2 separate regions of the Homo sapiens genome follow, and region 1 is linked to region 2. A link is a contact called in ENCODE Hi-C data. All regions are on one chromosome and are shown on one strand. The core of a region is the stretch at or near the end of the contact, and the rest is flanking DNA. Distances in the headings are between cores, read along the strand shown. Region 1 holds the start of GAB3 (GRB2 associated binding protein 3). Region 2 holds the start of TMEM187 (transmembrane protein 187).

Region 1 (5,468 bases), core at 1,695-4,194, 780 kb after region 2:
CACCAATAGAGAAATTGTTATATTATATGTATTACAAGGAATATTTGACAATGCTTTAACGAATGAAGTAAATCTATATGTACTAACCTGGAAAGATGTCCAGGATGTTTGTGAACAAAGCAAATTGCAGGACCGTTAGTAGAATATGATCCCAGTTGTGCAAAAAGAAAATTATATATTTTCTGAAAAATTTTGTAGAATGGTACTCACTGAACGGCTCACAGTTGTTATCCCTGGGTTGGGGAGTGGAATAAGGAGGAGAGCAAAGGGAAGGTAGCGGGGTAGGGGAAATTTAAAGGGGGTCTTCACTTTTCATTCTATTTATTAACATAAGAATATATTTCTTGTGAAACAAAAAATACAGATGAAAATAACTATCTTTTAAAAGACCAGTGATAAAAAATAACTTTCTGATTGTCTTCACTGATGGATTCAAGTGGATGAAGTACAAGCCTACTTTGGACTGAAAGGTTTACCTAAAAACTGCCTGAGCTTCCATTTGTAACAGCAAACATTGATGGAGTGCTGCTTGCTGGCCTGGCAGCACGAATAACTGAGTTATTGTCCTGGTTGTGCCAATAACTAGTTTTGCTATGTTACTATTATAAATGTTAAACTATAAACTGGAATCAAGTCTTTTTTTTCTGTCTTCCCAGCCTGTAACACAGGGCCTAGTTCGGAGTTAGCGCTCCGTTAACGGGAGGGAGTGACAGGAATTGAATTTAAGCAGCTGTAACAGCCCTATCCAGGCCCCGTCGAAGTGACACATGATCACCATCTAGTGGTGAAAAAGATTCCTGCAGAATTTAGCTATGAGAGGAAAAAGAATTCTTTCTGTGGTGTGTTCCAGGGACAGATGCCTGTCAGCGAAAAAAGCATTGACTAGATATGATCTTTCTTAGAGACAGTTCCCAAACATCAAGGTTTATGTCTTGGAGTGTTGGTAAGATGACACCTAGGTACTCTTGTGTCTTAAGTCTAGTCACTGCCCCATCATCACACGCCCCACATATCTCTAAGCTGCGCAGTGTCCACTCTTGCCACATCCCCTAAAGGAATGAACCGCGTGTGATAATAGGCACACACACTCATGCCTTCCCAAAGTTGATGAAATACTAATAAACTTCCCTAAGCCAGTCTGCTTAAGATACAAAAAAAGACTGGGAAATAAAATATTCTATAATCTTTGCCCTCCAGGGGCATCTTTCTGTATCATCTACTGAAATTGTATAGTGAACCTTTAAAATGTCTGTCATTCCAAAGGACAACAAGGAAACCCATCCTGAGTCAACACTGCAAGCACTACTGTGTGACAAAAGCCTCACCTGCTCATGCAGGTGATGGGAGCAGGTTTTCTTCTCTTGCCTCCTTTGAGTAGCTTCACAGTTAAGGAAGCAGCTGGATAATGCAGAGGCCAAGAGATATTGGACCCTGTGCTTATGGACTCCTGGACTCAAAAGCAAATGATGTAGGGACACACTGGCACTTAGAGAAATCTCAGTATTTATGCACTCCTGATATTCACGTGCTAAATAGAACAACCTTCCTCTAAAGTTCTGTTCTGCAGAACAAACAACAAAAATCTTTTCAAAGACCCCTAAGAGAGAAACACACACTGTCTAGCCCGATGTGAATGGGGAAAGAGGGCTTGAGCAACTCTATGTTCAGGAAAATCTCCTGCCACACATTCTGGAAGTATTCATACATTATTAAAGTCTTTTTATAATCCCACCTCTTGAACTTCCACACAATATGTGCCTCATCTATGTGGGAACAAAAACAGTTGTGAAATTTGGCCAGAAGAGGACAGCAGTTTGAGAGCACTGTATAGACAAGAGCACAAGGCTGAACCACATTTGGGGTGGGCTGCTTTGGATGAGCGCAGACATGCGCGAGTTTGTTCCTACCACCGTGCAGTGAAGTTGCAGAGAAATTAGGAATTAAGAACAAGATGAATCCATCCAGCTACTCCCAGCCTAAAAAAAGCAAGAAGTCCTAATAGCTATTTATATGCAACTCCCTGGGGACTGAAGTGGTTCTTCCTAATGGCTGAAAAACACTGAGTAGCAATCAGGTCTTTAAGCAGAATGTTTTTAAGACCTTATCGTGAGGACGCTGATGGAGATAATGAACGTTTGAGGTGTCGATAGTACATCTTAAAACGGTAATGGAATAGGTAGGAAGATTCGCTCTTCCAAGTATTCCTAATTTCATATTAGTAAAAGTCAGTTGTCCAGCTGGCACTATAAAAGCGCGGTGTCAGCATTAAGAAGAAGCTGAAAGGAGTTACACGATGAGAAACGAGTTACACTGTGTAGGGTTCCAGACAGCAGTGTCCGATGACAGCTACAAGAGCAGCACTCCTTACTCCTTACGGTCCAGGGGGAATGCAGGCAATTCCCCTCTGGCTGTCAGTCTCCCTATCCCCTGCCGCGTCTCCTTCGCGGGGCGATGGGTCTCAGAGCCACCCCCAGCCAAAGAAAGGGGCACGCTTTCGAGATGTCTCCCTGGCCGCTCCTGTACGGAGAGTGGCGCCTGAGGTTTCAGCCCCAACCCGCCTCCCTCCGCTAGAGTCAGCGGCGGTCTGGAGTCCCTGAGCCCCGCGGGCAGGCGCCACCTGGTCTCCGGCCCGCTGCCTAGCACAGCGGCGAAGCTGGCTCGACGTGCGATTTCGGTTTCCGTCCGTCGGCCTCGCCCGCAGTCCCGGGCGCTGGGAGCGGCTGCGCCTGGCGCGCCCGGAGCCCAGCGGCTCCCCGCGGCCGCCCCGCGGGCGGGTGCCCCGGGACGCGAAGGCCGGGCGGGTGGCGGCGCCCCTACTCACGTAGCGCTGTAGCTTCCTCTCGGGGGGCGACTTAACGAGCCAGCCGGTGCACACTGCGTCGCCCGCACTCATCGTGGCCGCCGCCGCCGCTTCCTCCAGCTGGGCCAGCCGCCCGCGGCAGAAGGAAGTCGGGCCAAGGATGCCGGCGGGGCGGGCCCAGCGCCCGCCCGCCCAGCGCCGCCCCGAGCGGCCGCTGCGACCCCCGCCTCCGGCCGCCGCGGCCCCCGGGGAGGGAACCGACGCCGCCCGCAACCCAAGACGGCGGGAAAAGCAAGCAGCGAAGCCTGGGAAGCCCCTTCGAGCAACTGCAGCTCCGCCAGCGGCTGTGCCCGGGGGGGGGGTGTGGGGGGGGGAGCCTACGCAGCAGGGCGCCTGCCACTCTCACCCAGGGTCACGAGAAAGCGCTCGGAAGGAGCCCTGCGACCTAATGGGAGCACAGCCTGGAACCTGTTGCCCTCATGCCCCATCCCCAATCCGCCACGCCAAACGGGCTGGTCCCTGGGTCTCAGGGACCCTGGAGCTGAAACCCAAGTACCACCTGCATCTGCCATGTGCATAGTTCACGGAGAAACAAAAGCAAGACTCCTCTTGGACTTCCCTATTCCACTTGATTGCTTGCACAGTAGTGTGTTTTCTATGTCCCTCCCCCAAAGATCGTTGTATTCAGTGATAAGCTTTGCCGGCTAAACGGTCTAAATGTCTTAATGAACCCAAATGACCCAAACTCAAAAGGTAGTGCTGTTTGCAATCTCTTTGACTCGAAGGTTTTAAAAGATGGATCTAAAGTCGATTGTGCCAACTAGTGTGCTGACCACGCTAAGTAAAAATAACAATCATGAGCACCTAACACTTGTGACCTTCCTTACTGCCAAGCTAACACCATGCCAGCGATTGTGCTAAGCACTTTCCAGGCGTTATCTCATTGAATCCACACAACACCCTGTCAAAGGGCTCTTATTATTATCTCAATTTTGCAGGTTACTAAAATGAAAAACAGGATGACAGTGTCACTTGTCGAGAGCCACACGAGAAAATCATCCATAGGCAGCCAGAGCTGTGTCAAGAGCCCATCCACTTAAGCACCACCCTCTGCTTTTTGTGGGTATCATCTATGTGACGTTTGCTAGCATCTTCAACAGAATGACCAACCTCCCATCCTATCAGGCCAGATGCTTCAGGGTGATGAGCTAACATGGTAACACCAGTGGAGTCCATCAGCATGCGCACACTGGCTTATAATGATTTTCTTGTGTGAGATAATGTCAGTGTGAATAATGGGTTCAGTAAGTCAATGGGCAGGAGTGCCAGCAGAAATGTGAATTTTAAAAAAGCGAATCCATGTACAAAATTAGTACCTGTTCAAGTGAGAAAAAATTGCTGCCCCTTCCAGATGGCAGTCCAGGTGGCTGTCTGGTCCCCCCAGGGAATGCTGTTATTAAGGGTTCATTGTTTGTCTCTGCCTGTGGGCAGCTTGAGCACTTAGCAGTGGCTGTGGCCATATCAACTGTTGCCAGTCCCTGAGAGCCCCACTATGCATTGCTAATTCTCTAAGTCTTGCTTACACCTCTGTTAAAAAAAAAATCCCTTAATTATACTTTCCTCATTTCAACCCCTTGAGTCTACTGTTTGCTTCCTTTTGAAACCTTGACCGATAGACCTGGTCATGAGGAACTCCCTACGACATTCTGGGTGTAAGTCCAGGGAATGGTGATCATGCAGCAGCAGGGGCCACAAAGATGTGAGCCACCTGCTCTAGCAACTTTCCTGTACCTTCCAGACCTGCTTGAGTCTGGTCTCAAATATTCCACTTCCAAAAGAGGATGAAATAGCACCAAATTTATCAGTGGCAGCTGAAGTTCCATGGTTCTTTGGTGCCCCATGGTCAAGCATTCAGACTTTGCCACAGCCCAGGAGCAAGCTGGAAGCTGTTGGTCAAAAGGAAAATACTTCTTTTGTGGTAGAGGGCATGGTTTACTTCAAAACTCTAGGGCTTTGCTGTGTGTTTCTCCTACTGGGACTTGCCAGAGGCTCCGTGTAGCCTCCCAGTGTGTCAAAGGTCCTGTACCTGTTGAATCTACATGGTCATAAGGGTCAAGTGGCCTGGACCTGTCACAGAGCCTTTTCTTGCCCTGGATCTCTCCCCGAAAACATGCAACCCTACAGATGACTTGCTGAGTGCATTGGTGCGGCACAATTAAATGTAGCATATGTTGCCTACAAAATTCAAACATCCACACCAAATGCCGTGCCTCTTTCTGAGTGGTAGGTGGTAAGCGGTACAACAACATGTTGAATACCCAACGTGGTCCAGACCATCTAAAAACTTTGCTGAGGTTCAGGCTCTTGAGTTTTCATGGGGCTTATCTCCTGCCCTGTGGTGTACTTGTATCTTAATAAAGCATCTAGAGTATTCGCTACCTCTAGATCATCAGGTCCAGTACATATGTCATCAGTGTAATAAACCAGCACAACATTCACAACAATCAAGCTCCATTCAACGTGGATTATGACAGTGAGCCAGAGAATAGATATAGTCCTAAGGTTGTACTTCTGTTCCCGCTAGATGAAAGTAAGCTGCTTCTAGTGTTCTCTGCTGAATGGGAAAAAATAACATTTGGCAAAGGAATAGCTGTATCCCAGGTGCCAG
Region 2 (5,681 bases), core at 1-2,500:
GCGCCGTACGGCTTGTGAAGTCTCGCGCCTCTCCCCTTAGTCCGCCTCTGCTGCTCAGGCTGCGCCTGCCGCCGTGGGAGCCGCCATCTTGAGACTAGCTCCCCGTTCCCCCCTATTCTCTTCCTCCTAGGTCAGTTCTTCCACTGCACACCAAACTCAAGGCGGTGTCCGATCCTCACTTCCCGCCTTATGACTCCTTCCCACAGGAGCCGCTTCAAAGAGCTAGAGTTAGGCCCCGAAGCGGCAACTGTACGGCAGAAGAAGCGGTAACGGCAGGGCGCTCATGCCTCCTCCCTGGGAGCCGCCATCTTGTGTGAAGAAGTAACAACTAAACATGGCGGCAGCGGCGCCGGCGGTCGGGCGAGGAGGCGGAGCCGGGTGACGTCACCGCTTCCCCCCACTCGCCCTCGCACCGCTTCGCCCCTGGGCCCAAGCCTCTTAAAGGACCCCTGCGCTGCCTCGCGGCGGGGGTGGGGGTCGGCGCTGCCGCGCGCTGGGCTAAAGCTCGAGTCGCGCTCAGATCAGGTGCAGGCGCAGGCGCGCCCCGCCCCACGGCCCCCCCACCGGGCGAGCCTCCACGCCTCCGCCCTGGGAGCCGCCATCTTGCCACTTCCCCTCGCCCGGCCGTCCGCGGGCGTCAATAGCGACTTTCAGCACAAAACAAAGATGGCGGCGGCGGCATCTCGGAAATGCCCGGATGAGACTGCTAACCCCTCCGACGCGCTCGGCCCCGCCCCCTTGGGAACGGTCTCTCGGGTTGATAAGGGACGCACGCCCGAAGAACTGCCTTTAACCAGCACTGGGGACAGCGGCACGCAGGTGGCCGGGGTTGGCGAACAGCCACTGCAGCCGCGCCTGCGGCCGGGAAGCGAGCATTTTCGCGCCCTGCACACCCAGCAGCCGCAGGAGGCGGCCCGAGGCGCGCCGCGGGGGAGCCGGGGGCGGGGCGACAGTGGGAGGCGACGCAGCCGAGCGCCGGCGCCCGGGGGTGGAGCCTCCGCCCGCTCCCAGGCTCCCAGGCTGCGGGGCCCGCCCTCGGGCGCCACCGCCTCCGCCCGCGCCGCAGCAAAATGAGCCGGGCCGCGCGCCCCAGACCGCCGCGCGCTCGGCCGCCCCCACTGCCGAGAGGCCCGCAGTCGGGCCGGTGGCGCACGAGCCGGGCGGGCGACCGCGGGAGGCGTCCGCGTCATCTCGCGTCACCTCGCCCCGCCCGCTTCCCAGGCTTCGAGTCCCGCCCTGCGCGCAGGCGCACCGGCGCTGCTCGGATCCTCCCTTTTCGGAGATTTGAATTTCCCCCAGCGAGGCGAGTGAGGCGAAATACCCGTATGGTGATAGCTGGCCTTTTCGCGCCAATACTGTAAGTGCTCACCGCAGCCCTGGGAGGTGGGTCCCGGCCTCGCCCCCACGTTTCGCCTCCTCTAGGAGGCCGCCCGGGCGCGGCGGCGGCGGCGGCGGCGGCGGCATCCGCCCTGCCACGCGCAGGCCGCAGCGCGGGGACCCAAGCTGCTGCCCGGGAGCGGCAGTCGCCAGTAGAAATGGACAGACCGGTCCTGTCAGAGCCTGTGGCTTTTGTTGTAAACGTCTAGAAGTTCAGTTAAATTACAAGATCTACCAGATCTACCGGCGGGCAGAATTATTACTTTGAAGTTACTGAAGTTATGCGTCCTGCTGGAAGACCTTGTAATTTAATGCGTTAGTAAAGAAGCACACGTCACCCTCTCACACATTTTCAACAATATTTTTAAAGTCGCCTCTCAACATATTACATGTATTTTGTAATCGTCTGTGTTTTAGTTCATGCAGTTGGAAGTATCCATTTGAGAAGGGACAAAGAGAAGAATTCTTGCCTGTCTGTGCCACCACCTGCTCTTTGTGACCTTGGCTAGTTACCTCACATATGTCCCCAAGTCCCCCACCCATGGTAAATAAGAAAACTAAGGCCTGATGCGTTGGCTCATGCCTGTAATCCCAACACTTTGGAAGGCTGAGGTGGGAGGATTGCTTGAGCCTAGCCGGGGCAACATAGCGAGACCCGGAGGCATGGTGGCACACGCCTGTGGTCCCAGGTACTTGGAACGCTGAGGTGGGAGGATGGCTTGAGCCAGGGAGTTCAGGGCTGCAGTGAGCTGAGATCGCGCCACTGCTCCAGCCTGGGCGACAGAGCAAGACCCTGTCTCAAAAACACACACACACACACACACACACACAAAAGCAGCTGCTGGTTTCCAAGGGCCTTGCCTGGAATCAGTCCAGAAGCTAAATTAATGTTAATTGATATTCCTTTATCCACAGAAAGACAGCAAGAAAGGTCATGCGGAGCGGGGGACATAACTAACCATAAATGCTAAAGGCCTGGAGGTGACAGTGCCTGCTGTTTAAACGCGTGCGGGAGAGTCTGGGGCCTTTAGCCAGGAGATTGTCAGGCTTCCCAGGGCTTCCCTGAAAGACCCCAGACCCAGGGGCCAGTGCTGTTGAGGTGTTGGCTTTCCCATGCCAGGCGCTGGGGGAAGCTGTGACGAGATTTGAGTGTCACATAATAAGGATCATGGCAATTCAAAGGTACAGGGAAGCTAGGCTATAAGGTAACCAGCTCGGTTTTCCTGGGGGTCTTGGACAGGTGCTTTGATTACATGGTCACTGTCAGCCCGTACCCCCGGTCAGATAGACTGAACCCCTGCAGCCGGAAAGAGGAGTTGCTTTCCATGCCCTTCCTGGAGTTCTTCCTCGATCAAGTTGACAGTGTTTGACTCTTGTTCCAGCTCTCCGCCCTGCTTGCTGGCAGGCAGGAGGGTCAGACTAGCATGGGTGCCATGGGGCCCTAGGTGGGTGCAGGGAAGGACCTGTAGACGCCATGCGGGGCCTCAGCTGGTGTCTCAGCTGGAGTCAGGAGCTGAACGGGGAAGTGCCTGAGAGGAAATGACAGCTGAGTCAAGGGCAATGGCCAGGCGAAGTGGGCAAAGGGCTTCCAGGACAGAGCTGGGCCTGAGGAGCTCACAGGGCTGGATGGGGATGGCACTTTAAGTCTGGCCAAGACTTTGGGACATGATCCAGGACATGGAATGGGAAGCTGGTCATGGAAGGGTGGAAAGCCAGGGCAGACATGATCCCATCCAGGGCTGCTCAAAGATGCTGGGGCTGCGGTGTGCACACCCCTGGACCCAGAGGCTTTTTTGACTGGGAGGACGGGGCAGGAGGAGTTCGGGTGCCCCATGCTGAGATGGCAGGCTTGTGTGAAGCAAGGACGTATGGAGTGATAGTGAGGACTGTGGTTCCTGTGTGGCAACACCATGCTTCAGAGGGCAATGGGGCACCCACATGCCAAGCCTGGTGGCCCTCCTCAGCAACGGAACTCCAAGGCAAGAAGGCTGAGAATGAGGCCCAGGAGGATGCGGTGGGCCCCAGGACCTGCTTGAGAAGTGAAATAGCAAACAGGACTGGTAAAAGGGAGCAGAGGTGCTGGCTTTGTTCTTTAATATAATTGAATTGAAATTGAGCAGGGCTTCACTGGGCATCTGAGGAAGAGCAAGGAATCAGACCCTGTCCCACCCATTTGGGGCCTAAATTGCAGTAGGGCAGATGGACATTGCACCTCAAAAATAAACAGTGCTTGTCACATGAATCATTTGCAAATATTTTCTCCTATATTGTCTCTTCATTGTTGATTGCTTCTGTGCTGTGCAAAAGCTTTTTACTTTAATATACTCCCATTTGTCTGTTTTTGTTTTTGTTGCCTGTGATTTTGGGGTCTTAGCCATAAAATCTTTCCTGGAGCATTTCCCCATTTTCTTCTAGTAGTTTTATTTTATTTATTTTATTATTTGTATTTATTTATTTATTTATTTTTTGAGACACAGTCTCACTCTGAAACCCAGGCTGGAGTGCAGTGGCACAATCTTGGCTCACTGCAACCTTAGCCTCCTGGGATCAAGCGATTCTCCTGCCACACCCTCACAAGTAGCTGGGATTACAGGCGCATGCCACCACCCTGGCTAATTTTTATACTTTTAGTAGAGATGGGGTTTCACCATGTTGGACAGGCTGGGCTGGAACTCCTGACCTCAGGTGATCTGCCCGCCTCAGCCTCCCAGTGTGCTGGGATTACAGGTGTGAGCCACCACACCCAGCCTTTTTTTTTTTTTTTTTTTTTTTTTTTTTTTAAAGACAGAGTCTTGCTCTGTCGCCCCAGGCTGGAGTGCAGTGGTGTGATCTTGGCTCACTGCAACCTCCTCCTCTTGGGTTCAAGCATTTCTCCTGCCCCAGCCCCCTGAGTAACTGGGATTACAGATGTGCGCCACCACGCCCGGCTACTTTTTGTATTTTTAGTAGAGACGGGGTTGCACTGTGTTGGCCAGGCTGGTCTAGAACTCCTGACCTTAAGTGATCTGCCCGCCTCAACCTCCCAGTGTGCTGGGATTACAGGTGTGAGCCACCGCGCTGGCCTCTTCTAGTAGCTTTATAGTTTCAGGTCTTACTTTTAAGTCTTTAATCCATGTTGAGTTGATTACTGTGTGTGGTGAGAGATAGGGGCCTAGTTTTCATTCTTCTTCACATACTTATCCAATTTTCCCAGTGCCATTTATTGAAGAGACCATCCTTTCCCCAATGTAGGTTCTTCGTGCCTTTGTACTACTTATAATAGCTAAGATATGGAAGCAATCTAAGTGTCCACCAGTGGATTGATATGTAAAGAAAATGTGGTATAGATACATGATGGAATATTATTGAGCCATTTAAAAATAAACTGTTGGCGGGCGCGGTGTTTCAAGCCTGTAATCCCAGTACTTTGGGAGGCCAAGACGGCCAGATCACCTGAGATCAGGAGTTCGAGACCAGCCTGGCCAACATGGCGAAACCCCATCTCTACCAAAAATACAAGAATTAGCCAGGTGTGGTGGCAGGCGCCTATAATCCCAGCTACTTGGGAGGCTGAGGCAGGAGAATTGCTTGAACCTGGGAGACGCAGGCTGTGGTGAGCCGAGATTGTGCCACTGCACTCCAGCCTGGGTGACAGAGCGAGACCCTGTCTCAAAAAAAACCAAAACCAACTATAAAAAATAAAAAAAATAAAAAACTATTGGCTGGGTGCAGTAACTCACGCCTGTAATCCCAGCACTTTGGGAGGCCAAGGTGAGAGGGTCGCTTGAGCCTAGGAGTTTGAGACCAGTCTGGGCAACATAGCAAGACCCTGTCTTTCAAAAAAAATTTAAAAATTTGCCAGGCATGGTAACATGCCTGTGGTCCCATTTACCTGGGAGGCTGAAGTGAGAGGACCACTTGAGCCTGGGAGGTGGAGGCTGCAGTGAGCTGCAATCACACCACTGCACTCAGCCTGGGAGACAGAACGAGACCCTGTCTCAAAGAAATAAACAAACTAATAAGATAAATCTTGTTATTTGTGGCAACATGGATGAGCCTAGAGGACGTTATGTTAAGTGAAATAAGCCAGGAACAGAAAGATAAATATTGTATGTGTTAATTCTTATGTAAAATATTTAAAAAATCAAGCTCATGGAAATAGAAGCATAGTGGGTATTAGAAGCTGGAAAGATTAGAGAGTAGGGAAAGATTCGGAGGAGTCGGATAACAAATACAAAATGCCAGCTTCATAGCATGAATGGATCCTGCTGTTCTGCACTGTAGGGTGAGCACTGTTAACTACAATTTCTTGTGTATTTTCAAAA

The links. A loop is a pair of places that touch in the nucleus more often than their neighbours do. Pooled maps may share reads with other maps.
Region 1: a loop to region 2 is called in a map of Right ventricle myocardium inferior, with 6 times the contacts of the local background. The contact joins the promoter of GAB3 here to the promoter of TMEM187 in region 2. A Hi-C loop is called at or near these places in 1 of 168 maps with a recorded cell type or tissue (Right ventricle myocardium inferior) and 4 of 50 pooled maps.

Annotation. Positions count from the first base shown.
Region 1 is chrX:154,748,133-154,753,600 of GRCh38, forward strand. It overlaps GAB3 (GRB2 associated binding protein 3), which reads right to left and starts at 2,945. Exons shown (of 10, transcript NM_001081573.3): 1 at 2,822-2,945. The coding sequence starts at 2,893. RefSeq lists silencers at 2,591-2,650, 2,821-2,900.
Region 2 is chrX:153,971,504-153,977,184 of GRCh38, forward strand. It overlaps TMEM187 (transmembrane protein 187), which reads left to right and starts at 1,251. Exons shown (of 2, transcript NM_003492.3): 1 at 1,251-1,357. HCFC1 (host cell factor C1) reads right to left here and starts at 315. Exons shown (of 26, transcript NM_005334.3): 1 at 1-315. RefSeq lists an enhancer at 1-165 and silencers at 396-635, 866-1,315, 1,426-1,535.